Regions from separate parts of the Homo sapiens genome. Here regions 2, 3, 4, 5, 6 and 7 are each linked to region 1. Evidence: chromatin loops called from intact Hi-C (ENCODE). Cell type or tissue: sigmoid colon. All regions are shown on one strand.

Region 1 (4,000 bases):
GCCCCGCGGCGTCGCAGCCCTTCCTTCTTTCCTCCGGGCATCCGCTCTTTAGCTCGCGCCCCTCTCCCAGATTCCCGACCCCTGGCCCTGCTCCCGCCCTCTGTGCCTCGGCGGCTGCGGGGCCCGCCGCAAAGAGTTAAGAGCCGGTTCCCGAGACGGCTTCGGCGGCTCCGGGTCCCCAGACCCCGCTCGCCGCTCCTGATTGGCTGAGCGCCTGTCAGTAGTAAAGGGTATCAGATGGCAAAGTTGGGACCTTCATAAAGGCGTGGTGGCGATTCTCCGCAATCGCCGGCAGCCTATGACATCAGACAGGAACGCCTGGGATGCCGCGCTGCTCCTGGCCAACCTCCGAGGAGGAGGAGGGTCCCGCCGGCTAAGAGTTAATTAGCCCCGCACGGCGAGGGGGGAGGCGCCAGTTTTCTGGGGACACTGGCTGCCACTGTACTCCTACCCAGGGGAGCTCACGGAGAGTTGGATGAATTCTGGGTTGTTAGCTGCGGTCAGCTGGGCTCCCGGGAGCCTGTTGCTGGTGGAGAACAGGGGGCGCCTGGCCAAGGGACCAGCGGCTTGCTGAGACTCAACATGACACTCCTGGGGTCTGAGCATTCCTTGCTGATTAGGAGCAAGTTCAGATCAGGTAGGGCTAAGGCATTTAGCATTCCTTCTTAAACTTTCCTCTTCTGCAATTCTCAACTCTAGAACTGCTTTCCAATAAATGTTTCAAAGCCTGCCAGGTCTACCTCAACTTTGTTCCCCAAAAGCACATTGTGGAAGCGAAGAGTTTTGTTTGACTTTGGGGGCCTTTCGTGTCTTCCGTTGTAAGTGCTTTGGGTGGTCGAGTGTGGTTGTTCATCTGTGAAAAGGCCAATCCTTTTATTTTATTTTCTCTGCATCTATGAATAGAAATTTTGGAGGGGTACATTCAGAGGGAGCAACTTTGGAAATGAACAAATAAGGGATTTCAAGTTTGGAAGCTGCGTAGTATCGGTTATAATCGCTGAGAAGATGAACCTGATGTTGTGTGTTAGGTACAGGGGTCACTTAAAATGTAGCTAATCCAAACAAATGTATTTCCCAAAAAAAGTCACTTGGGGGAAGTAAAAATAGCAAATTTGGAGCACACCAAGTATTTAAAATGACATCACTGTAGAAAAAAAAAGAAAGCCCAGTGCCACAAATATTTTTTCCCAAACCATCTGATATTTATAAATAGAGAATTTCCCCCAAAATTTCTGTGTTAGTGGCACATGGAGAAACTTCTCAAAGGACGCTGAGTGGAGGTGAGTGGAAGGGAGAGACGGGAGCTCTAACCGCTTCTCCAGAAGGGCTTGTACACGCGCCCATGGAAGGTGTCTGTGTGGGTCTCCACGTTTAGACAAAGCAACACTTGACTTCTGAAGTTATTTTTCAGTAGCTCTGTGTATAATGTTGGTTTTAGAAAACTGGTTAACAACACACTCAACAATGTAGGACTTCTACTTAGATTGATGACTTTTAGGAGAACTCTGATGTGAACATTAGACATAACAGGTGTCAGAAAGATGCTGGCATAGGTTGCTAAGCTAAAGTTTCCTTAGCCCTTCTACATGGGGCCAACTCAGTTGTTTCACTTGGGATGGATGGTTCAAAAAGGAAAAATGTAGATGCTGGGAGGTAAGGTTCATCTGTGACTTTCTTAGATGCCCTTGGTTTTTAGATGCCTGTGGAGTCAACTGGAGATTTTCTTAGGATCTTCATTGTTGATGCAAGTTGAAAACTCAAGAGCTTAGGCGGTCACAAGTCTCACTGCCCCTGAAGCTCTGGGATGAGTCCGCCAGCCACTGGGGTCGGCAGTGGATTAAGTCCTTCCTTTCCTTTCCATGGTGAGGTGAGGCGGTTGATCTGTTAACCAGCTAGAGACCTCACCACTGCGTTGTATTCGGTCAAAACTGTAAGGCAACACTGCCACCTTTCTGAAGAAGAGAGGATGTAGATTTGTTTTCTATGAGGCTGCATTCATTTCAAATGCTTCCTTGCCAGTTTAAATGTGGAGGGTCTGGGGGTGCTGGTTTGTCTCTAAAAGGATCTGGTGATGTACTTGATAGTAGACTTGCAAAACGCTTATCAATCCCTCCTTCAGCTAAAGTGCAGTGGAGAGGGAAGTCAGTTTTTGCCACACTCCCAACTTCCATCTCAGTGGATTTGTGGAGTCCTGGTGTCTCCTAAGTAGACCCTGAAGACCCTGATCCTGGAGCTTCAGAGAATTCCAGCCTCACTTTTTTTAAAGTTGTGCAGGCTTTTGTGTCATAAGGAAAGGTAGCTTCGGGAAAACATGATATCACAGCAGAAGCAGGCATCCTTAATCCTCCCGTCATTGATAAACAGGGAATCTGGAGTCTGAGATGCAAACATTGATAGTCTCTTGACAGACAAGAGAAAAAAAACAAGTGGAATGTAAAACTTAGAAAATGTAATGTTTGAATGGAGGTTATTCTTTCTGGATGTAATTACTACTATGGCTGTGCCAGCACTGAGGTCGCAGCATGCTAACAAGAGGGCCTCTCTTTAAGAGAATGTCTTTTATTTTGTCACCAACAGTGAATAAGGGCCTTGACTTTATTTTGATTTCTCTCTCTCTCTTTCACTGTTTTCCCTTCTCTTTCATCATCTTCTTCTCCTCCTTCTCTTTCAAAAGCAACTCAAACAGTAAACTCATAAAACTGTTTCTATCTCACTGCGAATATTTGCTTTGATAGTAGATCGTGGTATTATGTATTCCATTAAACATATTTCAAAAAATAAATGCAACAGAACCATTCTCTGATTACAGCAACAGACCCACTGTGACGGGGTTTATTTATAGGTGAGCAGATAACTGCTTTTACTCTGAAATCATCATCGATGTCAACCATGGCCGACCAACTTTCTATAAGCTGTATTTGAGTGACCTCGTGATTAAGGACAAAATTGTGCTACAGCAGCAGTAAGCTCTGAAAGTTTACATGTATGAACATGTTTAGTGATATAAACTCATTTGAGAAGCCAAAGGGTGTCCTGGTTGAGTGCGTGGGTCTCGGGGGCCAGACTAGCTGGGTTTTTCATAGTGGTCTCTGCTTACTAGCTACATGACCCTGAGCGTTAGGTAAATTACATAATTCTCTGTGCCTCAACTTGCCTCACCTGAATAAAGAGGATGACTATAGGGTCATTGTGAGAATTAAATGTGAAGTAGAGAACTTCGAAAATGCCCAGGCCTTAGAAGGCTCTTACAAAACATTTTTCTATTATTAATATTGATGTGCAGTGGGACCGGCGGTTGGTCAGTTTCTCTGTCTCAGTTATTTAATCGGTAAATGTTGAGGTTGGATTAGGCAATGTCTTAGACCCCTTTGGTAACATTTTATCATTCTCTGAAAACACATAAAGATTGACTGGGAACAAGTGTAACTGTGATTGTGCTGTGTGGCAATTGTGTGTGAAGGAGAGGCAGTTTTACATGAATGTAGTAATTTGTGCTGATTTTAAACTAATCACATTTTTACAGTTTTTAATCTTCTCATGTTGTTTATTCAATATCTAATCAGTGTCACTATCAACAGTTCTCCTCCATATCAATCCTTGTGTCCTACAAAACACACAGGGAGGTACGTATGTGTGCCACACACAGGCACACACAGCCCTCAGACATAAAGGATCAAAAGTGGAGAGAGAGATCCATGAATGGATGTTGCTTCTAAAGAATCATTGTGTTTCTTTTGCTTCTCTCTCTCTCTTTCCCACTTCCCCATCTTAAACCGCGCAAACAGAGGCAAAGTCTGGCAATTGCCATGAACTTGACCCCACCCCCACAAATATAACCTTGTTCAGTTTAGCAAATAAAAATACAGAATGCTCAGTTCAATGTGAATTTCCAAGCAATAGTGATTACTTTTTCACTATATAGCAGTACTTGGGACATACTTTTCTCTGAAATCCAAATTTCACTAGGCCCTGTTATTCTTTTTGGCAACCCTACCTACAA
Region 2 (4,000 bases), 410 kb before region 1:
CCTTTCACTTTCTTTAGCCAAGAATCTGGTGGAATTCCTGCAAGACAAATGCTCTTTGCGTGTCATGTTTCCTAGTCTGACATGGTCCTGCCGGGTTTCAGCAGGTCTCATCCATCGTGAGATGATGCTAAAGGAGATCGAAGCAGGGTCTTTTGGTTTCTAATTCCTTTTGTTTCTAAAACAGCCTCGCTTAAGTTCTCCCACTGGTGGACTCCCAGGAAAAGAGGTTGGTTTTTCGGGCTTTTGATTGAGCTTCTGATCATAGATTCTGCTGCACACATGGGAATTGTGATGGGGACGTACCCAACTGCTGACTGGTGTCTTTGCCCCACACAAAGATTTCATCCCTATTGTTTGGGGCATTCTCTATTTTTAAAAACTGTCATCCCTCAGATGGCACATCTATTGCTATTTCTTCAAAATCCATTTGAAGAAGTCGTTTTTAAATGTGTTGGTGTGTGTTCAGAGTTCAGTATCCTCCAGAAATCAATTTTGAGGAATTCCACCTCCAAGTTCTACCTCCAAATAGTTGGAACAGGTTGGAGCTCCAGCTATTGCCTGGCAGTGCACATAACTGGGCAGCTGACAGCTGAAGGCTGTCATCAAACCTTCCGCTTTTATCCCACCCTTCCTTCCTCTCTCCCTTGCCTTCTCTTCTTGCCCCTCCACATACCTTACAATACCCACAAAAGTAAAACTCTGCAAATGTTCGGGGTCCTGGTATAAAGTGAGAATGAGCTCCTGTCATGTGCCATCCAAACAACCAAACTCAGTCTCCTCTATCTTCCCTGCTTTCAGCTGATTGTTCTTGCTGGCACACAGCTGTGAGATACAGTTTCTCCACTGGAAAGCCTTCCCCATTGCATATGGTGGACAATCCATTGTGCTCACATGCATTCAAGGATCTTCGCATTCCCACTCCAGCTTGTCTTTCAAGGCTTACCTCTCCCATGTTAGGACAAACCAGACTATTCACCTTCTTCACAATGCTTTCGACCTCTGTGCCTTGCTGGTATTATTTGTCTGTCTAGAATGCCCTTCTTTACCATATTTCGTTGTCAAAAGCTAACCAGTTTCTCTAAGCCATGCACAAATTTTTGTCTTCTCAGAGAATCCTTCCTTGAATTTCACAGCCTGAGTAAATCTCATATTTCTCTATGTTCTCATAGCATTTTCTAAGTACCTTTTTTATAGGCCTTCTTACATTCTTACACACAGAGGCTGGCATGCTTGGAAATGTTTGCTGAGCTGTGAATCAGTTATTTGTGTGCGTGACTAATTAATTACTGATGTTCAGGTTTGTAATTTTAGTTCAGAGACTATGCTCTTGCTTATCTTTGGGGCCTTTTCTGAAAACCAGTAGTAGGTGCTCAATAATTGCATAGAGTTAAATGATACTGGTTAGCGCACATATTTCTTCCCTTCTGGAATTGATTTAAATTTTCTTAAAATGTTTATAATTTTCAGTCATTTAAAAAAAGAGACAAATTTTTGCTATTCAAAAGTAGACAATCCCTGGTTTACATATTTGTTGAATAATTGGCCCATGAATCTGAGGCACGAATTTTTATTTCAATGTGAGCATGGCATTTACTGCCACTGGGTGGCAGTGTACCCCAATTACAAGACTGTCTAAGTGACTACTAGACCCTGATAAGTGCTAAAATTACAAACCAGAAGTTACAAAGTGACAGTCTGTAACAACTCACATCTAGATTCTATTTTAGTGACAGAGATTCTAGTACAATACCATAATACTTAAATACTTCCTAAAATTAATATCTTCGGGTATGTCACTATTCTCCTGTTGAATATGTCTTAATTATCTTGTACTTATGGATATAGAATAGAGATGTAAATCTTATGGAGAATTGCCAGAAAATTAACCACTGGCAACGTTTTATGAAGGATGTTTTAAATGTTTAAGATAAGGTGTTCGCATATGGCTACACAGGTTTAACCCCTCACTGTGATTTCCAAAATCTGTGCAGAAGGAAGAGTTCTATGTACATTTTCTACTCCTCCAGAAAGTAGTGCAAATATGATTCTGAAAGTAACAAGGAACATTCTGGAAAAATCAAAGCCCACAAACCCAGGAAGCACCAGCTGTGGGAGTGTTGTCAGCAGGGGCAGTTTGATAGTCTGTGGGAGGAAGCAAAGGTGATTTTGGAAGCTGGGTCTGGATACGAGTCACATTTTCTAAACTCGCATTTGTCCTTGCACATGCTAGGTCATGTCACTCAGGTTGTAACCAGAAAAGATGAAGCCGTGTTTTGCATTTGAGGGGAGTGGTGGAGAGAAGCAGCAGCAGCAAGATCAGGGACCTGCAGAATCAAGAAGCTTCTCTTGGATGAGGAACTAGGTTGCTGGGGACTCGTCCTTGGGCAGAGTGCATATTCTTGGTGTCTCCTTTTATGTAAGATTTTTGCTACTGCAGAGGTAAAAGGAGCTGCTTAATGGTGCCTTTATCTGCCAACCTAATTTCAGAGCTAAAGTTGGGAAGCTTGAGTGTCGTGGGAACACTGGGAGTGGCAGTCATTAAGCACTGCAGGGTTACCGAGAGGCTTGTCTTCTTTGTTCAAATGACTTAAGACAAACTAGGGAAAGAACATGACTATATATTTGATGCTTAGAGGAATCTGATTGCACAAAACTTTATTGATAATCAAAATTTATTTATAATTATATATTATAATTTAAATATATTATAACACATTTTGTAATTCTATTATAATGATTTACATCTTGTAATTTATTTATAATTAAGAGGGCACCTTCATGTGGGGAAAGTTGGCGTCTTGTAAGGAGAACATTTACTAAGGCCATATCGTATCAGCTGCAAGACCTGCTTTGAGTTCAGCATCATTTAGCACCATTAGTCCAGAATCCTTCTGGCTAATAGCTCTTGCACTGACAAATGAAATAACAAACAACACAAAGTGCTACTCTTACAGAACCAGCGGTGTGATTACCAGACTCTTATGGGTCCTATTACATAGTGAGTTCACTTAATCCTCCCAACACCTGTATGTGACAATTGTGATAATCTCTGTTGTAAAGATAAATAGCACGAGGCTCAGGGAAGTTAAATAACCTGGTTAAGCTCAGACAGCCAGCCAGCTGTGAAACTGGGACTCAAATCATTGTTTCTGATCCAGCCTTGGTTTTCCCAAGGTGATCAAACTTTGGAGGACAGATGGGCCACGGGAGGAGGCGAGCAAATGTTTGTTGGCACGCCAGCCACACTGCACAAGTCCCAGAGATGCCATTCGGATAGGATATCACTGCGCATGCTCTATTCTGAGACTAGTACCCCTGAATGGGGGCAGCACCGTGAGTCTGTTTGTTTGACTACCTTCTGATGTTGTCAGGGATAATTCAAGAAGCTACCATTTTTGCATACTATAAATTATATTGTCAGAGCCACAGTAAATAATTATGTCCACCTCTCTGGAGTGTTGAGGTGTTTCCTTGATCAGTATCTTGATTTTATCTACCTGCCTGGCTCCTAGAAACTAAACCATTTGAGATTTTCTTAGTCAGAGTCTATGGTGACATTCCTTGCATATGCAGGCACCAAATAAGAATAAACTTAATGGTTAATGTGGAATAACTGTTTATTACGTGCCAAGTGCTTTCCATACACTGTCTCATTCAACCATCACAATGAGTTTTTCCTTAACTCTTTGTTTTATGGGTGAGGAAATGGAGTCTTAGAGAGACGAACAGGCTGCTAAATGACAGAGTCAGGGCTTGAACTCATGACTCCACAGCCCATCTCTAATCAGTACTCTCTGCTACGTTGGTTAATGATGCAATTTTACTTCAGGGGATGGAGATAATATTGTCAGAAAGGACTTACTAGCTCAAGGGAAACAAGTCCATCTGTCTTAGAAAGTCCAGCTTAGACAATTTTTGAACCATACTAAACTGTATAACAATCTGTTCACCACCAGCTGTATGATCTTAAGTACATTATTTAATTTTCCTGTGCCTGTTT
Region 3 (4,000 bases), 250 kb before region 1:
AGAGGGTGGCTCCAGATCCACTTGGAGGTGGAACCCAGAGAACTGGCTGATAAACTGGATGTGGAGTGGGTCGGGGGGAAAGGGAGTTAAAGCTACCTCCTGGGTGTTTCCTAGAACAACTGGGCCAATGGGGAAAGCCAGGGAAGGAAGTGGGCATTGTGGACAGGCGGAGATCAGGAGTTACAGTTTGGATATAAGCTTGAGATGTCTTTTTAATCAGTCACATGGATCTAGTCAAACAGGAAGAGGGCTATAAGAAGGTAGAGCTCCAGGGAGGAGTCAGAGTTGGAGACAGAAAAACGGAGTCATCAGTATAGAATTATTCAAAGCTCTGGGCCTGGAGGAGATCACCCAGGGGAACAGTGTAGACAGAGGAGAAAAGAAGGCCTAGACTGAGTCCGTGGGACCTTCAGCATCTAGATGTCAGGAGAGCAGGAAGAGCTGAGAAGGAGTTGGAGAAGAGGCACCTGTCTTCCCAGGAGACTCAATTCCTTTATTTAACCATGTGTTTTTCAGTTTTATAATTACCTGTTTATCCACCTGTCGCTCAACTTGCCTGGGAGCCCTTGAGGTCGGATGCCCTGTCTTATTTTGCATTGCCCACATCTAACACGGTGTCTGGCACCTAGATGGACCTTGAATGAATGAATGGATGAATGAATGAATGAATGAATGAAGACTAAGGGAGTTAAAAGATTACTGGTATGAGGTCAAAAGGACAGAGCTTTTTTGTAGTCCAAGGGACTGCAAAAGACAATTCTGGGAAAGTTGAGCTCAGAAAAAAAAAAATCTAACAGTCCAGAAACATTTTCCTGAGTGCCAGTTTCCTGATCTGTCAACTAAAACGTCCCGGAGAAGTGATCTTTAGAGTTACTTCTGTTTACATGCTGCACACAGACGGGAACGCTCCATTTGGCTTTCTCTGCAGAGTCCACAAGGAGACAAAACAATGTGTTAAAGTTGCGCTTCCTTGGTTGATGTTTCTATTCTTTTGGTCTTTTGTCTGTTTTCAAACAGATCAAAGCACGTCTTGTGAAATGTTCTGGCCCCAGAGTAGAATTTAAGATGCACAAAGGGCATGAGTAGACATTAATAAAAAACTCATTTTGACCCTTTCGAACTGGCGGCCACCATGGAGGTCAGAAGAGGGCAGGTGTATTCCTGCCAGCCCCCTAGAGACATAAAGATGTCTGCCCCGAGGAATCAGGCTAGGGATTAGTGACAGGCTCCATGCCTGCCCCCTGCCACACTGGACAGCCAAACCTCCTTCTCTTGACTTACAGGACTGGCAAAGACAGTGACAGGGGCCTGGCCGTGGAGCCTGGCTGAAATCCGGGCCCCAGTGAAAGCCCCACAGAGAGCTGCAGAGAAAGGCAACCTTCAGAGGCTGACTTTGATATTTACACTTCCCCAATTTCTACGGAGAGCCGTGGTCTCGTGTTTTACACATTCAGCAATTGCACAGGCCCTGAAAGGTTTTAACTGTCCGGTTGAAACTATAATAAAGTTTACTGTGGTTAAAACCTGAAATGAGTCTGAGTTTGGATTTTTCAGCCCAGTGGCTTCGTGTAAACAGTTTACTTAACGTCGTTTTTGGCTCTTATTCAATAAACCACCATGATAATCCCGTTCACAGACAAAACAGATCACGGATTAGCAGACAGGCTGCTGTAACAAAAGCAGCGCATTACCTGCTCTTTGTGCAAAAGGTAGAGCTCCGTTTTGCAGAAAGTATTCGTCTATCTTTGTTTTCATAGTTGAAGAGAAGGAACGTTACATTGTTTAGCTCCTTTTTGTACCACAAAAATAGATTTTAATTAAGCACATAAAGTGAGCCGGGCTTGGAGCTGTTATTTTCCAGAGAAGGCATACTGGCTTTATTCAAATTGGAAGAGACCCCAGGCAAATGCCAAAATCACCTATTGCTTACATTTCATTTTAATGTGCTCAAGTTCAATAAAAGTTTATCATCTCCATTAAACCAGTACCTATTGGAACTGATTTAATCTTGTTAGCACAAAGAACCACATGAAAGAAACCAAGACCCCAGGACAAGACTGTACATAGCACAGTTGCGCCGGGGTAGAAATTACATAAAAGAAATGAAGCATCCACCGATGACAGAGTGCCTCACCTGCTCTTATGTGTGTGCGCTTGCTCGTGTGTGTGCGGAGTGTACTTGTGTGCACGGATCCACACACCCTGCAGTGCAGGTCTCTGGCCGTCTGCCACAGTGCAGCATGCTGGGGAGGCTGCCAAGTGCGGGAGTCCTCAGCTGCTCAGTGTCACAGCACCGCCACGCTCCCACACGGACCCTGAATTGTGTGACATTTGAACAAACACATGTCACGTGTAGGGGTGCTGGTCAAATGTCTACTGGCAACAGCACAATGAGGACATATATCTTGATTCTAGCCCCAGAGAGCACACACACTCACACACTGTCACACTCACTCACACACACAAACACAGGCCTTTCTTTACCGGGAAGAGTCAGTTTGCTCTCCGCCTTCAGTATTCTCTTTTCTGTCAACTAGAAAGCCTCCAAGAGCTCATGGCTAGACATGAGTGGGGTCCAAGAATTCAGGGGTGTTAGATCTTTGATTCAAGGTGTGGCTTGACATTAGGACTTGGTCACAGGGGACATAAATGACAAGTTGGTGGCACCCACAGGTGTGTGCTTACCTGAGACGGATGCAATGAGGAGGTGGATTTAGTGGATGATATCAGGGGCTGCAGGCAGAAGCTGAAGGATCCATTTCCTTAAAAGACTCAGCACTAAGGCACGAGTGGGATTTCTTAGGACTCCCAGTGAGAAAAGCGCTGAATGGAAGAAGTGATTTTCCCCAGTTCTGTGCCTGTAACTAACTCAGTGGCATCTGCAGGAAGCACAGCCTCATGTTGGCACCTCAGTGGCTTATAGCTTTGGGAACAGAGGGTTACTGTCGCTCTCAGCCTGTCGTAGCTACAGAGACAGTGGTGGGGCCCAGCTTTGAAAGTGACTTGGCAAGGAACAGAGCCTGGAGTGGAAGAACATGCCGTGGCACTTTTGGGATGGCTGTGAGACTCTCTGAGGATCTCCTGAAAATACGTGGTTAAAGTTTGAGTGGGAGATTGGAGGCCTTTCTTATACGGGGTGGCATGAGCCACTGAGGACTGAGGGAATGTGAATTATGGTCCTCTGCCTCCATGACTCAGTTATTGAAGGGAATTTATATATCTTCTATGGAGTGCCAGACACCCTAGTAGACCTGTATCAGCCAGCTCGGACTGCTATGCCATAATGCCACAGACTGGGTGGCTCAAACAACAGAAATTTATTTCTCAGCATTGTGGAGACTGAGAAGTCCAAGATCAAAGTTTTGGCAAGGCAGGTTTTATTCTGCAGACTCTTCTCTTGGCTTGTAGACAACCACCTATTGCTGTGTCCTCGTATGGTGAAGAAAGAGAGAGAGAGCAAGAGAGCTCTCTGGTGTCTCTTCTTATAAGGGCACTAATTTCATCATGAGGGCCCCACCCTCCTGACCTCACTTAGCCTCAAGGCCCCATTTATCTCCCAAAGGCCTCATTTCCAAATACCATCACATTGGGGGTTAAAGCTTCAACATATTAATTTTGGGAGATCACATGCATCTAGTCCATAAAAAGACTCTGTGGGAGGCAATGGACCTTCAAGATGCTTACACAACAGCCAGGAAGAAAGGACCAAAACCTACCCTGCAGAGGTCAGCTGGCTGCAGCCTGCTTCTCCCCTCTCTCACGTTAGCTCAGAGAGCACCGCTCAAGTTGCCTCGTGTGTGTTTCTCAAACATGCTAAGTTCACCTGCTGTTCTTCCATCCTGGAATGACCTTGTGCTCTTCTAAGTATGGCTGGCTTTCTTAGCCCTTGGCTGGTGGTCACCTCTTCACAGAGGGCTCTGTCACATCCCATGGAAACTTCCCTCTAGGCCCCAGTTGCTCTCAATTACCTAACCCTGTTTTATTTTCCCAATACATCCAA
Region 4 (4,000 bases), 310 kb before region 1:
TGGGGGGGTCTGGATGTGGTCAGTTGAGTATCACTCACTTTGTATTGATGAGAACCCAGTCACAGAATCACTTTAACTACAAGAAAGGCTGCTAGAAAATAGAGGCTGGTTGTGCTCCAGATGGAAGAGAAAACTGGTGTTTGGTGAGCATGTTTGCCAGAGTTGACACCTACTGGGCATGAACAGGTGATCGCCTAAGCCCCCAACCAAAAATCTCAGACTTAAAACAGAAAGGACAGTTTAGAATGTTACAAAAGGAAGCATCCTATGGTTCTTCTTGGTAAAAGTGTTATGTACAGCAAATTGAGTGGTAGGGGGAAAATGGTGAGAATAATATTGGGGCAAGTACGTTTTGAGATTTATTGGGAGATAACTCATTTCCTCTGAGATGCTTTGTTTATAATTAGGAGAAGCTCTTATTAGGTGGTAATGAGGCTTCAAGCATGGAGAGATTGTCATTCTTTTTTAAAATTTTATATTGTTTAAAGTTTTATAGATTTAGGGGGGTACACATGCAGCTTTGATCAATCGGTATGTTGCATAGTGGTGCAGTCTAGGCTTTTAGTGCACCCATCACCTGAATAGTGAATGTTGTACCCAATAGGCAATTTTTCATTCCTCACCCCCCTCCCATACTCCCACCTTTTGGAGTCTCCTGTGTCTATTATTCCACTCTGTATGTCAAGCATTTCTTTATGAAAGAAACACTATGAAAGTTAAAAGCAGAGATCTCAAGACCTGCCATCATAGAGCTCCCCAGACAGTGGGCTAAGGCATGAATGGTGTGGTGCAGAGGTAGCAGAGAGCTGCCAGGATACTGATTGTCAGCTTTTAGAGTGGTGGCAGGGGCCCAGGCTGCAGCTCCTGAGCTTGTTGCCTTTGTCTGTGTGAATCCCATTTTATCTAACTCACTGTACTATTATTTTGCCATTAAAAGTAATGGCAAAAACCGCAATTACTTTTGCACCAACCTAGTATTATTACCCATGTATGCCTTGACATGAAAATGTTTGGAAAGCATTTCTATATATAAAAATATGCAAAGCATTTTCCAAGAATGTTACACTTTTCTAGTTAGAATTGGCTTACTATAACATCATTTATCTTATTCTCAAGCTTCGACCTCTCTTTCATTCAACATTTATTGAGCATCTACTGTATAGCAGGCACTGTTCTACACACGGACTCCTGACTTTCAACCTTCAATGTCATGTTGGCATCATGAGCTTTTACACTGCTTTGATTTTCTTCTTCTAGCTGTCTATATTGTTTTTCTCTTTCTTAGCCATGGGTGCATTTTTCCATTAGACTGATAAAAGTAAGTCAGAGCAGACACTCACTGGCCCTTAATTATGCTCCCGAGTTTTTGAGATCGCCTGTGCATTTTTTCTGAGCTATACAAACCGATCACATGACAGTTAGAAAGATGGATCTCTATACTGAAAAAAAAAAATGAACCTCACTGACAATGTTTTTCCAATCAAAAGAGAGGAATTTTCCAACCAAAACAAAGGGAAAAACCTCCATCTCTCGGCAGGTAGATACTAAGTAAAAGCAACACACAGCTGCCAGGTTTTTACATTAAACACTTAAGTTTCTGTTTAATGTTTTCTTTATCAAGATTCTAATACTTCATCAGACACACTCGGCTTCAGTCAAGGACTTCTTCAGAACTGATTTCTAAGAGCCTGCCTCCCTTCCAGAACCAAAGATGTTTAAACAACATTTAAACAAAACAAAACAAAACAAAAAACTTAACAAGGATTTTTAAACAGAGATTTATAGTGGTTTCATCACAGGCTCATTCCTCCAGAGCTCTGCCCCGGGTGGCCAGCCTGCGCTGCCAAGGCCTGTGTGGCTTGCTCTTGCGCCTGGCCCTTCTCCGACGACGGCTGGCCAGTCTGAGGACGCCCAGCACACGCTACTCAGAGCAGCCCAGGGTCCTCTGTGGTTGTAATGCTATAATCACCAGTGTATAGACACAGCTGCTGCTATTTGCACTCTTAACAGACACTTCTTGGAGGAAATGGCTTCAGGCGAAGCCCAAATTGCAATGTCTCAAGTTCCACCACCCAAGGATCTAGGAGTTTCCTCTCTAAAGATAGTGAAGATTGCTAGTTGTGAGACAGAAAATATTGTATTATAGTAGGTGGAAGTCTCGGAGGTACAAACTAACCCTGTAGTATTATTATTTGAACTTGTTCAGTGTAACTTAAGGCATTAGTGTAGATGTAGAATGTTCAAGTCGGCCTCAGGCGAACCTACTTGCTTCCTCACACTGAGCCTCGGGTGGCTTCATTCTTTCTTTCTGGACCACAAATCCACCCCTCTCTTCCAGGTTTCGACTGTCTCTCTGTGGTAGTCTAAATATTGACATAATGCTTCTCCCCCCTCTTGACTGACCCTTCTTTATCAAGCCCCTTTCTTTCCAGGCTCTTGCTAAGAGGCTGGGCACACGCTCTCAGTGTCTGCTCCAGTTCCCAAGCGTCTTGTGGTTGACCTTTGAGTGGTCAGTCATGTTTGATGTCTCAGCGCCCTACAGCATCCTCACTTGCTGCATTCCCCGTGGCCCGTTTCATGATGGATTGTCATTTCCTTTAATTCCCCTTCCTTGCCCCTTTCCTTTTCCTCTGCCAGAACAATTGATCAAGAATTCTGTCTCCCCCTCAAATAATAATAACATTACTTTTTCTAGGGCTCACATTTACATTTGAAAACAAATTTTAAACAGGAAACCAGTGCCATCCAAAATGGACATTTAGGAAAAGGGTTTCCTCACAGCCCTCAACAAACACTGTATTCCCTTCTTTTCATTTGATGGCTGCTTTTCTTGCCGGGGGAAGAAAGGACATTATAATTTGGCTACTTCTTTGTAAGTCCAAAACAAGGAGCCAGATGTAATTCAGTAGATTTGAAGCAGGTTTAACAAAGGATCTAGTTCAATGACTTGTTTTGCAATAAACTGTGTGCAAGATTTGGAAAAATCAGCAAATTAAAGACTGCTCGAGTTTCATTTCTTTCTGTTTAGAGAATACCTATTAGACGATGTTTTGAGAGGATTTATGCATGGGGCTGGTACTGAAATGAATTAAAAGACTAATACTGGGCTTCATAACACTGGAGCCTGGGGAAAATATCCGAGCTGCTCCTCCTGCCTTGGAAGAGTTTATAAGCTGAGTGGAAAAGATGGGCATGGGTGGTACAAGGAACAGTTGCAAGAAAGCAGGATGGCAAGATGCCCTTAACCGATGTGGGCTGTGGGACAGCTCACTCAGATTACCTGCTGCTTGTCTCTCACTCTGTCCTACTTCACTGTATCTTACTGTGTGTGTGGCCAATCCGACTGAGGTAGGGGTGTGTGTGTGTGTGTGTGTGTGTGTGTGTGTGTGTGTGTGTGTGTGTACATGCATGCATGTGTGTTATTTTTTTCTCTATTTGTTTCTTGCAGGTTAATTCCCTCCTCATTCCCCTGCTCCCTGCCTCCAAGTTCTTCTGTCCCGAGTAAATATACAGTTCTCTAGATAAGGGGCTATGCTACTTTAGTATTTCTTACAGTCCAAGTAAAATCCTAGGCACTTCTTAACCTCTCAGTAAATATGCATTGATTGATTGACTTAGCATGACCATTGTGACGGCAGTAAATGTATAAGAGAAGGACCAATCGACATTTTAAGTTCCAGAATCATCCATCTGCTGGGTCACGTTCTCCATATGTGTGGGTGGTTCTGTTTCAGCAAATGGTCTTTTCACTAGCCCACATCAAGACAAAGACATGTTCTGAACTGGAGATGATGCCAAGCCTGGGCTGTGAAGACCACCCACAAAGGCTTCAGTGGAAAAGAGAGAAGACACTGGAGAGGCATGAAACGGTTTGAGGATGAAGAGACTGGACAGATGGATGGAGGACCATGAGGTGACCCAACCAGGGGCAAGAAGGAAGAGAATCGGCTGCTGTAGGTCTTGGGCAGCAAGAAGTTTACATCGATCAGTTTATACTGTT
Region 5 (4,000 bases), 120 kb before region 1:
TGAGCCTCTGGCCAAGGCAGCGTTTGTCGCGTCTCTCCACTGCGGAGTTACCGTTCTTCATCCCTCTTCATATGCTACTCTTTGGAAGCCTGTCACCTCCTGGAGAGAGCAATATTTACATCAATTATTTGTTGGCCAGGTGCGGTGGCTCACACCTGTAATCCCAACACTTTGGGAGGCTGAGGAGGGTGGATCACCTGAGTTCGGGAGTTCGAGACCAGCCTGACCAAAATGGAGAAACCCTGTCTCTACTAAAAATACAAAATTAGCTGGGCGTGGTGGCACATGCCTGTAATCTCAGCTACTCAGGAGGCTGAGGCAGGAGAATTGCTTGAACTCAGGAGGCGGAGGTTGCGGTGAGCCGAGATTGTGCAATTGCACTCTAGCCTGGGCAACAAGAGCAAAACTCTGTCACAAAAAAAAAAAAAAATTATATGTTATTCTTCTGTAAGGGAAGACTTGTCTTTATTTTTATTTTTATAATAAAATGCTACATTATTTATTTTGTTGCTCAGCTTGTTCCAGCTTCAGCCATTGGGAGCTCTTTCAGGTTGGCTTGTAAGTCCCTTTGACATGCATGCCCCCCATCAGTTTGATTTTTGAGCATTTTCTTACTTTCTCACCCTACAGGATACTCCAGGCTCATTTTTGTATGCTTGTTGCACCAGTCCTGGAACCAGCCATTTCCCCAAGGAGCCCTGATTTCTTGATTGGAGAATAGTAACTGAGATCAGGGTACTTGGCAGGCTTATTGTTACACAGGTGTTACTGCTTCTAGGCTTCTAGACCTAAGAACTGCCTGAGTATACACATGTACCATAAGGAGTTCTATATGTATGTATTACATATATATAAACCTAAACCTGACTTCATGCTGATGTCTCTCATCTAGGACAAACTGTTTCATCCTAGCTTCCTACCTTTGCTTTTCTATAACTTTCCTCTTGAACAGCAAGAAAACTGGCTACTGTCCTCCACCATCCATTTACTTATTTACTTGTCAAACCTGCTATGCATGGAACACAGTTCTGGAATTGTTAGCCAGTAATCCCAGGAGAAACAACATTACCAACTAGAATACATTGTATAGGTACAGCTGCTTTTGTGTTTAGCCTTCAAGTTTTCAGTCAAAATGCTGTTTTCCAAAGTTACTTAGTTCAATCCTTCCCTCCCTCACCCATATCCTGCAGTGAGGTTGTGTCGTACATTGTAACACAGTTAGATTCTTCTGTCACATTCTACATTCTTTTCTGGGGTCCCCTAACATCCTGTGGCTTTATTATTTATTTTTTTACTTTGCATACATTGAAATTCACATTTTGTGCTATAAAGTTTTATGGATCTCGACAAGTGCACAGTCATTAATCCTCTCCTACTTTGCCACACATAATGGTTCTATCACCCTAAAAATTCCCTTCTGCAGCCTCTTTGTAATCAACTACTCCTCCTTCCCCAAGCCCTGACAATTACTGATATAGGGTTTTCCATTCCTTGACAATTACTGATACAGGATTTTCCATTCTATAGCTTTGCCTTTTCCAGAACATCATATGAATGAAATAATACAATATGTAGCTTTTTAAATCTGGCTTGTTTCCCTTTTGCACACACCAGAGAAGTAGACATATTTTTGAATACATCATATTTTTATGGATGAGTAGCCCTGCAGGAGGATTAAATAAATTAATAGACTTTGTTTAAAAAAAAAGTGTTAAATGCAAATAAAGTCCAGTCACTGGCTGCAGTGCTCTGGCTGGCAGCTACGCAGAGCAGAGTAAAACACCTGGGACTATTGGGTAAATATGTGAATTGTGGAAAAGAATCACTACCACTTAAGTAGCTCTGTTATCTTCGCTAATTTTCTCCCACTCACTAAACAATTGTGGAAGAGTTTGTTAGGGGAGAATGAGCTTTCTTTGGGCATCAGTGCGGTCCGTTTTGCAATAGCATTCAATTGGTTTCTCACTTGCTTCTTTCTCGCTTCTGGGAAAATGTGGCCATAGAGCTTATTTTCCTTTTGCATCTGTCTCAGTTATTTTTCATGGATGTTGCCCGCCATCCTACTCCATGAGTGTCTCCAGCTAACACCCGCCCCCGTGCACCAGTCATGCCCTCTTGCCTCTCAGCTCCATACCCATCCTTCTGCAGCCTACGCCCTCATCTGCTGACTTCTTACGTTCTGCCAATAGGTGGTGCTAGAGAGAGAATGGACTCCTACTTTTCGAATTTAGTGTTGCTCAGAGAGAGGCAGCTGCCTGGAACTGGGCTTTTCTGGAGCTTCCAGAACCTTCTATGTCCTGTAGAGCCGCCATCAGCAGTGGCTATGCCCCTTCCTCAGAGATCTGAGCACCATTGCCTCAACAACTTGCATCTTTTTTCTTTTGTTGCGTCAGCTCAGGGGTAGTAGCAAATTTCATATCTAATTCCTGGGACAGAAGAAATGACAGGGCCAATAATTTATAAATGATGTAGGGATGCATGCATGTATGTACAAATTAATATATGCCTATTTATTTTCTTAAAGTTTGCCCTGTTTTCAGAGAAGGAAATTGAGGTAGTTTATAAGGATAGTCATTTATCATATACTGCTTAATAGCATATAATTTTATTTGTGGAAATGACTGTTTGGTTATTAAAGGAAACTGAATAACCAAACTTCCTCAGTATTCCTTTTGTGCTTCCAGTCTACCAACACCTGAGGAATCATTCTTGTATTAAATCCTGCGTGTTCGAAATTCCCGATATCGTTTCTCTTTCTCTCACTGTATCCTGACTGACAAAACCAGTTAAAAGTCCAGTCTTCCCACCCCATTCTTGTGGCATCTTACTCCTTTAGAAGATTTCTCATTCAGGCCAGGTGCGGGGGCTCACACCTGTAATCCCAGCACTTTGGAAGGCCGAGGCAAGCAGATCATCTGAGCTCAGGAGTTCAAGACCAACCTGGCCAACATGGTGAAACCCCATCTCTACTAAAAATACACCAATTAGCTGGGCGTGGTGGCGTGTGCCTGTAATCCCAGCTACTCAGGAGGCTGAGGCAGGAGAATCACTTGAACTCGAGAGGTGGAGGTTGCAGTGAGCCGAGACTGTGCCATTGCACTCCAGCCTGGGCAACAAGAGCTAGACTCTGTTTCAAAATAAAAATAAAAATAAAAATAAAAAAAGTGAAGAAGATATCTCATTCAGCGCTTCACATGATTCTCTTTTTTGAAGAAAACCTCCTGTAGATGTCAGGACATTTTATAAAGACTTTAATATCTATACTTTACAATAGGGGGAGCATGTTTACTGCTCTCAGGAGCATCCCACAAATGGAAGGCAGTGCTTTTATTATTCTGAGATGAAGTTTCAATTTCCTTTAATGACCAAACTCTGTCATTTCCACAAATAAAATTATATACTATTAACCAGTACATGATAAATGAGTATCCTTGTTAACTACCTCAATTTCCTTCTGTGAAAACAGGACAAACTATAAGCAAATAAATAGACATATATTAATTTCTGCATACCTGCATGCATTCCTACATCGTTTACAAATGATTGGCTTCGCCATTTCTTCTGTCCCAGGAATATGTAATTTGGTTTTTTTACACACGTAAAACCAGCAAATAAACAAAAGAAAATTGAAAACAATAGTAACGAGGAGAGTATTTACATTTTCAGCTACTCCATTCCCCAGTGTGCTTGGGGTCTAGAGCTCTAGGTTATCACCATTTTACACATGAGGCTTAAACAACAGATTCAAAGAAATTAGTGACTTGGCTCATTTATCCAGCTAGTAAGTAGCAGCTCAGCCGGCCTCACTATCCATGATTGTACGCACCATTTTCCTAAAGCCTAACCGTCCTCCTACTTCCCAGGTCCCTGACGGTAGGCAGTATCCTTGAAAGAATGCGGCTGTCCCTGTCAACCTGGATGGAGAGTTCAGCCCCTGGCTTGGGAAGTTAGGCCTCTGACCATGAGTTTTACTCTCCCTCCTTTAACTTTTCCCTCCCGT
Region 6 (4,000 bases), 490 kb before region 1:
AGAGTAACAGGTGACAATACCTTCTACCCTCTCCGGCTGGTTATAACTTATTGGACCATGGAGAATTAATTGAGCCATAGGCGAGGCTATGACAGGGCTGATGGAAAACGATGAGTGGACAAATTATTTATTCTTTGTCAATAATTTGAACTGGGAAATATTGAGATAAGCAGGTGACGGTGGGAACTGAGGCTGAAAGAAAACAGAATTACGGAGCCCCTGAGGAGGGGAAGCATGATGTATAAGTCACACATAAGTCAAATTCCAAGGGAACAGAAGCCATTTGTGAGCAGAAGCTACACGGTAGAGAATGTTCATAGAAAGGAAAGCCCATTCGTGTAGGAAGAGAAACGGACAGACTTCAGGCCTGGAGGCATAGAGTGAAATTCCTTCAACTGCCCAGGCAACCTTTGCTGAAGGCCTTAGATCTGAGCATCCCTGAAGGTTCCGTCTGAGCCCCGGGGCTACCTGGCTCGGGTTCCTGTTTCCTTCTCCTTGGGACCCCTTCATGGACCAATCCATGACCTGCTCCCCAGCCAGTAAGGAAAGTTCTCTCTTCCTTACATACTAAGCCCAACTACTATACAAACAGATTGTTCTTTCCAAAATGTTAAAACTATCTAGAGGGCTCCGGGGCTGGCAGAGATGCAGTAAGCCCACCTCAACTATCTCTCCCATTAACAACAACTAAAAACTCCAGGCAGAATACAAGAGGCCACACTCCCTGAGGGTGCTGAAAAGTTAACTATAGTGGGTGGATTGGGGAAAGAAGTCAAAAGTTGAAGAAATGGCTATGCTTTGTCAAATCTCATAGAAATGTACAGCGGAAAGGGTAAATTTTACTGAAGTTAAAAATTGTTTTTAAAATTGCAGGTGAAAGAGGAAAAAGAATGGGATACGGGTCCAGAAAACCTGGATTCCACAGGCTCAGCTAATTGTTAGTTGCTTATCTTGGTCACTTAACTAAATCTTTTTTTTAAAATTTTATTATTATTATACTTTAAGTTTTAGGGTACATGTGCACAACATGCAGGTTTGTTACATATGTATACATGTGCCATGTTGGTGTGCTGCACCCATTAACTCGTCATTTAGCATTAGGTATATCTCCTAATGCTATCCCTCCCCCTCCCCCACCCCACAACAGTCCCTGGTGTGTGATGTTCCCCTTCCTGTGTCCGTGTGTTCTCATTGTTCAATTCCCACCTATGAGTGAGAACATGTGGTGTTTGTTTTTTTGTCCTTGTGATAGTTTGCTGAGAATGATGGTTTCCAGCTTCATCCATGTCCCTACAAAGGACATGAACTCATCATTTTTTATGGCTGCATAGTATTCCATGGTGTATATGTGCCACATTTTCTTAATCCAGTCTATCATTGTTGGCATTTGGGTTGGTTCCAAGTCTTTGTGAATAGTGCCGCAGTAAACATACGACTTTACTAAATCTTAAAACCAAAAGCCTCCCCTAAACTACCTGAAGGCAAACAAGCAAAGCAAGGCAAGTCAATTTCTATTCAGTTTCTAACTGTGCTATTGAAGACGTTGATCTAAGGAAACTGCCTGAGTAGAAGATACTTCTTCCAGTCCTGATGGATTTTAGAAGCCTGCCTTCTTTCCTATAGCACTGGGGGCCTGGACAGCATGGATAGCAGTGGCTTTTCAAGGGGACCTCGATTGGCTTCTGAAATCCTTTCTGACGTCAGGAAGTGAGAAGACAGCCAGCCAAGTCTCTCCACAGGCAGGTAGCCATTCATAACCTCTCCAAGTCAAGGGCCAATACCCCAAAAGCTTCTCCAGCCTTGGATGTTCATCCATTCTTACCCCTGAACAGTGACTTATACTGGAGAGCATAGTTGTTAAGAGTTTACATTCTGGATTTAGACTGCCTAGGTTTCAATCCCGGATCGTCATTTCCTGTTGCTATGTGGAATCCTATGTCTCAATTTCTTACAGATGAGGATATACACACAGTAACTGTCTTATAGTGTTCTGGTGAGAATTTAATGAGAAAATGCACCCGAAATGCTTACTACAGTGTCTGACACGTGATGAACGATCAATAAATGAACTCAATTATTAATAACCACTGCATAAAACACAAGGCATTCATTTCAGTTACATTCATCTCATTGGCCACTTGGGGGAGCCATACAGCTGTAAAACGAGCAGGTTTCAGGAAAGGTTTATTTTAGAAAAGATTTTTGTTGCTGACTATTAAGAGAGGGAGAGTTAAGGGTTATCTAATTCCACTCGCTTACTTTTACATACAAAGAAACAAAGGTTCAGAGAGGAGAAATGATTTGTTCATAGTCATACAAATAACTGGTCGTGTGAAGGCTAGAGACCATCTTTCCCAATTCATTGACAAATTACTGAATAAAAATCAAGTGTAGTTAAATGCCTACTAGCTTCCAAGCACAGCTAGACTTGGTTTGCTGTGTGTCTGTGTAGAATTTAAAATAATCCTGCCGTTCTCAAATTCTCTGCTGATGAACTTGTGTTGTGCTTTTTTATTTTGTTGAGGCCTGTGCTTAACAAGTAGCAGGGTAACAGACACGGGTAATACATATCATGACATTTGTTGCCTTGTTGTATATAGAGTTCTTATGAAACACAGGCAAACAGGCATTGTTTTTAAGAAACTTACTTACACGTTGAAATAAGGACACACACACACACGCACACGTACATACTCGGTTGATGATCACATTCGATTTCAAAGCTTTCAGTGGCACCTGTAAGAGAAAAATTCTCAAATTTATATTGGCAATCTGGATCTCTCCCCTGAACTTCTAGCTTATTTATCTAACTTCTTATGCAACATTTCCACTTGGAAGCCTATGAGACATCTCATGTTCTCGATATTTAAAGCCAAGTTCCTATCTTCTCTGGTACTTGCTCCTGCAACAGATTTTCCCATTTCAGGTAATGGCAACTCTGTTATCCGTTTACTCAGCCAAAACCTTTGTGTTTCCCTAAACCTCTGCTTTCTCTCCTACTCCACATTACATTCAGCATCAAACATTTGGCTCTCGATTCAGAATGAATCCAGGATCCACCCACTTCTTGCTGCCTCCACCGCTCCCACCACCATCTTACGATGGTTACTGCAACAGCCTCTTAACTGGTCTCTCCTGATCTAACCTTGTCTTCCCTGCACAGTGGCAGAGTGACGCTGTTAAAAATCTTAATAGGGCCGGGCACGGTGGCTCATGCCTGTAGTAATTCCAGCACTTTGGGAGGCTGAGGTGGGCGGATCACAAAGTCAGGAGTTCGAGACCAGCCTGGCCAACATAGTGAAACCCTGTCTCTACTAAAAATACAAAAAAAAAAAAAAAAAAAAATTAGTCAGGTGTGGTGGCAGGCGCCTGTAATCCCAGCTACTTGGGAAGCTGAGGCAAGGAGAATCGCTTGAACCTGGAAGGTGGAGGTTGCAGTGAGCCGAGATCTCCCCACTGTACTCCAGCCTGGGCAAAAGAGTGAGACCCTGTCACACACACAAAAAGAATTCTAATAAGCCATCAAGAGACTCTGTCTCAAAAAGAAAAAAAAAATCTTAATAGTATCAGGCAGCCTCCTGCTCAAAAGCCTGCAATGGCATCTGCTATGGTCTGAATGTTTGTGTGTCCTCCAAATTCAGATATTAAAATCCTAATCTCCAACATAATAATATGACTAGGTAGAGGCTTTAATAGGAAATTAGGTTATAAGAATGGAGCCCTCATAATGGGATTAGTGCCCTTATCAAAGAGACCTTGGGAAGATCCCTGGCCCCTTCTGCTGTGTTAGGACATGGCAAAAAGATGGCCATCTACGAGTCAGGACATGGGCCTGTTATACATGCGGCCTGTTGTTGACTGAAACGTTGCTATGTGATCCATGACTGTATTTCTTTTCTTGTCTAGTTGCCTTGGCTAGAACTTCTGGTAAAATATTAAGTAGAAATGGCTAGAGTGGACATCCCTGGAGGGCAGTGGTGTGATCTCGGCTCATGCGACC
Region 7 (4,000 bases), 190 kb before region 1:
TTTTTGAGACAGGGTCTTACTCTGTCACCCAGGCTGGAGTGCAGGGACATGATCATTGTTCACTGCAGGCTTGAACTCCTGGGCTTAAGTGATCCTCCCCGTTCAGCCTCTCTAGTAGCTGGGACTACAGCCGTGTACCACCACACCTGGGTAAATTTAAAATTTTTTTGGTAGAGATGGGATCTTGCTATGTTGTCCAGGCTGGTCTTGAACTTCTAACCTCAAGCAATCCTCCTGCCTTGGCCTCCCAATAGTCTAGGATTATGAGTCACCATACCTAGCCTGAACTTTTTTTTTTTAATTCCCAAAACTTCCAAGTTAATAGCTTTGGTATACCTGGCCACCCTACCTCAAATGGTATTCTTAGTTATTCTTTATTCCTATAACCTGATTAATTTTTCTTTATTACTACCTGAAATTATGTGAAGTATTTATTTAAACATACATTTATCTGTCCTCCCACTAGAAGGTCAGCTCCATGGATGCAGGGATTGTGCTTCTTACTGTATCTCCATTGTCTATAGAGGGCTGGATGCATGGCGGGTACTCAATACATCTTTGTTAAAGTGAGTAGATAAGTGAAAAATATCTATTAATCAAGTTCAGTAGGGGAAGGTTTACAGTTGGAACTATGTGTGTAAGGGAGTCACTTTCTCCAATCAGATAGAGTTTTTGGTTTGCAGTTAGCAGTTTTAATTTGAGAGTTTATCTTTGTGAGCTCTGCACTTGTAACATTGGGTAGACATGCTATCATGCAGAAGCATTTTCTCTGCAGTGAAACTGTCAGTTTCAGGGGACAGCTATACTTTAATTTTTATTATTCCCACTACATTTGGGTCAACCTTGGAAGAAGATGGTGATGTGTTCATCTAATGAGGTGACTGAGGCCTGGCCTAGGAAGACCTTTTATTTCCTAGAATCATTTTCAACTGTGTGATTTTGTAAAATGGGGGCAGTACTAACTCCGTAATATTATTGTCACAAAGAATCAATGAGATAACATATGAAAAGCATTTGGTACAATGCCTGTCAACAAGCGTTGTCTACTCTCACCTCCCTATTCTGACCCTAAAATTATACTCAAGTAAGTGGAGGAGCAGTCTTAAATCTGGACTTTCTATCTCAAAATACTGGGCTCTGTGTCTCTCACCAGGCTTGGTCCTCAGCTTATCTGCTTAATCATCATTCAGCATAACTAAGTTAGAGGGGAAGTGGAGTTAAGGGTGGGGATTGATGACGCTGATGGATTGTTCCAGGCCAAGTCTTCCAAATCCTGTCGAGCTTGCACATTGTGTATAGGCAAGGCCCTAACCCTAATCCTAACCTTAACTGCCTGACTAGGCAGGCTTTGGTCAGTCTGACCCAGCACCTTGCCTTGTCTAGCTGCGTGTCTACTCTGAGAGTCTATAAATGTGGAGGAGGCCTTACAATGAAACCCTTCACAATGGAGTGCCTGGATTTTATTGAGAAAAGCCAATCCCCTCCCATCTGTCATTTGGCACTTAGCACTGTAGTTATTCTAGATGAGTGAACACTTGTGTTATATTTTCCAATAGCAAAACTGGGGTCACCAGGGTGCCTGCTGTTTTAGCCGAATCCAGATGGGGTTTTCCTATAAACAAGTGCACATGGAATATTTATGCTGCCCGTGGCACCTGACGCCTTAATACTTAGGACTTCTATGTAGTAGCCACTCTTCCTATAAGTCACTTTAGCACACTAAGTAAATATTTTAATATAGCCATGTCACTGTTTATTATAGAATGGCTTGCACCCAGATCTTGCCTAATGCTTGGTTAAAAAGTCAGTTTATACCATCCTTTAAAGTGAATCAAAGAATGCATAAACGCCACTCTTTTGTTACTCAGAACTCTGTTTACTTTACTTTTCTGTAAACCTTGTGAAATGCTTGCTTACAAAAAGCTGACAGATGCCAGATTTGCTCATTAACTGGAGGTGTTTTCCAAGTCAGGAAGGCGAGGTGTGAATGTGGGAGGTGGATATCTTCTCCGAGGTCATCTCCTGGTGTCCCTTGTCCAAGAGGCCTGCTAATCTGTTGACCCATAACCGCCAGGCAGTAAACGGGACTGAGAAATACCAAGTAAGAGTAGTGATTTATATATCAACCGTGTCCTTTGCCTTGGGACATGTATACTACAATAAGGACCACTTGGACTGTTGGAGACCTGGAAGGACTTTGAAAAACTGAAGGTACCTCTGTCAGGTATTCATTTAAGACAAGTGATAATACTCCTTGTATAAGAACTTTGTGATATTTACCAACTCTCAGTAGCATTTGATTTCTAAGCCTTCCACTGAAGATTGGGACTTTTCTTTAACTGGTAAGGCCATTGAAGTTTTAGTTTCTGGCTATCTGACACATTTAGTGCTTATGCTCTTGGTTAACTAATGAGTGTGTAGTGGATACTTTAGTGCATAATATAAAGTCAATTATAATTTTTATATTAAAATTAGTGTTTAATAAAACAAAATTATGAATTGGTTAACTTTGACGAAGAAACAAACAGAGATACAATCTATGGCAAGATTTAAAGGAATAGAACTTTTTAAGAATGAAGTAGTAGGCTCTTCTTAGCACGTTGTCAGTCATTTCCTTGAGTGTCCACCCAGAGCAGCATTCACAAAAGATGCAATGAAGCTGTTTTGGGCAAACAGGAGAATGGCTGCATCCTAGTGGTAATTTCCATTGGATTCTTATTTATTGTTTTTTTTTTTTTAATCAGTACAAGATGTCACTTTTGATTTGTAAAACTCTCTTCGTGAGTACTTAAAGTGCATCTCCATGGAAGTTCTGTTTATATGAAAGTCATGTTTATTTGCATTTGTTGTACCAGCCCTGCATCCCAGGAATAAAGCCTACTTGATCATGGTGAATCAACTTTTTTTGATGTGCTGCTGGATTCAGTTTGCTAGTATTTTTTTTTTTTTTTTTGACATGGAATCTCGCTCTGTTGACCAGGCTGGAGTGCAGTGGTGCAATCTCGGCTCACTGCAAGCTCTGCCTCCTGGGTTTACGCCATTCTCCTGCTTCAGCCTCCCGAGTAGCTGGGACTACAGGCGCCCGCCACCACGCCTGGCTAATTTTTTTGTATTTTTAGTAGAGACGGGGTTTCACCATGTTAGCCAGGATGGTCTCGATCTCCTGACCTTGTGATCTGCCCACCTCTGCCTCCCAAAGTGCTGGGATTGCAGGCGTGAGCCACCGCACCCGGCCCACTTTGCCAGTATTTTGCTGAGGATATTTGCGTCTTTGTTCCTCAGGGATATTGGCCTGTAGTTTTCTTTCTTGTTGTGTCTCTGTCAGATTTTGGTATCAGAGTGATGCTGGCTTTGTAGAATGAGTTATGGAGGAGTCCTTTCTCTTTATTTTTTGGGAATAGTTTCAGTAGGATTTGTAGCAGCTCTTCTTTGTATATTTGGTAGAATTCGGCTGTGAATCCATCTGGTCCAGGGCTTTCTTTGGTTGGAAGGCTTTTTATTACTGACTCAATTTCAGAAGTTGATACTGGTCTGTTCAGGGTTTTGATTTCTTCCTGACTCAGTCATGGGAGTTTGGGTGTTTCCAGAAATTTATCCATTTTCTCTATATTTTCTTGTTGTGCACAGGGGTGTTGACAATAATCTCTGAGGATCTTTTATATTTCTGTGGGATCGGTTGTAGTGTCACCTTTTTCATTTCTGATTGTGCCTATTTGGAACTTTTTCTCTCTTTTTATTTTATTTTTTAGTTAATCTAGATAGTGGTCTATCTATCTGGTTGATTCTTTCAAAGAACCAGCTTTTGGTTTTGTTGATTCCTTGTATGGATTTTTGGGTCTCAATTTCATTCAGTTCTATTCTGATTTTGGTTGTTTCTTTTCTTCTGCTAGCTTTTGGGTTAGTTTATTCTTGTTTATCTGGTTCCTCTAGGTGCAATGTTACATTTTAGTTTGAGACCTTTTTAACTTCTTGATGTATACTACAATAAAACAATATGGTA

The links. Peaks named below come from ENCODE experiments on the same cell type or tissue, not always from the same donor. Only the 100,000 strongest peaks of a DNase experiment are listed, where the experiment ranks them.
Region 2: a loop joins it to region 1, with 11 times the contacts of the local background. A loop is called at or near these places in 75 of 110 quality-filtered maps.
Region 3: a loop joins it to region 1, with 6 times the contacts of the local background. A loop is called at or near these places in 4 of 110 quality-filtered maps.
Region 4: a loop joins it to region 1, with 7 times the contacts of the local background. A loop is called at or near these places in 13 of 110 quality-filtered maps.
Region 5: it touches region 1 in a loop (5-fold over the local background); 59 of 110 quality-filtered maps call a loop at or near these places.
Region 6: a loop joins it to region 1, with 9 times the contacts of the local background. A loop is called at or near these places in 45 of 110 quality-filtered maps.
Region 7: a loop joins it to region 1, with 7 times the contacts of the local background. A loop is called at or near these places in 3 of 110 quality-filtered maps.

What each region holds. Positions count from the first base shown.
Region 1 is chr17:12,665,607-12,669,606 of GRCh38, forward strand. MYOCD (myocardin) reads left to right here and starts at 284. Exons shown (of 14, transcript NM_001146312.3): 1 at 284-637. The coding sequence starts at 583. In sigmoid colon, a CTCF peak has its summit at 1,957; DNase peaks (open chromatin) are centred at 415 and 1,865; H3K4me3 peaks cover 3,898 bases; H3K27me3 peaks cover 450 bases.
Region 2 is chr17:12,254,973-12,258,972 of GRCh38, forward strand. No RefSeq gene overlaps it. Among named protein-coding and RNA genes, the nearest start is that of MIR744, 180 kb to the left of the region's middle. In sigmoid colon, a CTCF peak has its summit at 1,604 (motif pointing right); a DNase peak (open chromatin) is centred at 1,609.
Region 3 is chr17:12,420,590-12,424,589 of GRCh38, forward strand. No RefSeq gene overlaps it. Among named protein-coding and RNA genes, the nearest start is that of LINC00670, 130 kb to the right of the region's middle. In sigmoid colon, no CTCF peak of the experiment used is centred here; a DNase peak (open chromatin) is centred at 2,232; H3K27ac peaks cover 624 bases.
Region 4 is chr17:12,356,831-12,360,830 of GRCh38, forward strand. No RefSeq gene overlaps it. Among named protein-coding and RNA genes, the nearest start is that of LINC00670, 190 kb to the right of the region's middle. In sigmoid colon, no CTCF peak of the experiment used is centred here; a DNase peak (open chromatin) is centred at 1,851; H3K27ac peaks cover 248 bases.
Region 5 is chr17:12,543,911-12,547,910 of GRCh38, forward strand. No RefSeq gene overlaps it. Among named protein-coding and RNA genes, the nearest start is that of LINC00670, 4.1 kb to the right of the region's middle. RefSeq lists a silencer at 2,022-2,316. In sigmoid colon, a CTCF peak has its summit at 2,141 (motif pointing right); no DNase peak of the experiment used is centred here.
Region 6 is chr17:12,178,724-12,182,723 of GRCh38, forward strand. No RefSeq gene overlaps it. Among named protein-coding and RNA genes, the nearest start is that of MIR744, 99 kb to the left of the region's middle. In sigmoid colon, a CTCF peak has its summit at 2,138 (motif pointing right); a DNase peak (open chromatin) is centred at 2,138.
Region 7 is chr17:12,471,211-12,475,210 of GRCh38, forward strand. No RefSeq gene overlaps it. Among named protein-coding and RNA genes, the nearest start is that of LINC00670, 77 kb to the right of the region's middle. In sigmoid colon, no CTCF peak of the experiment used is centred here; a DNase peak (open chromatin) is centred at 1,621; H3K27ac peaks cover 405 bases.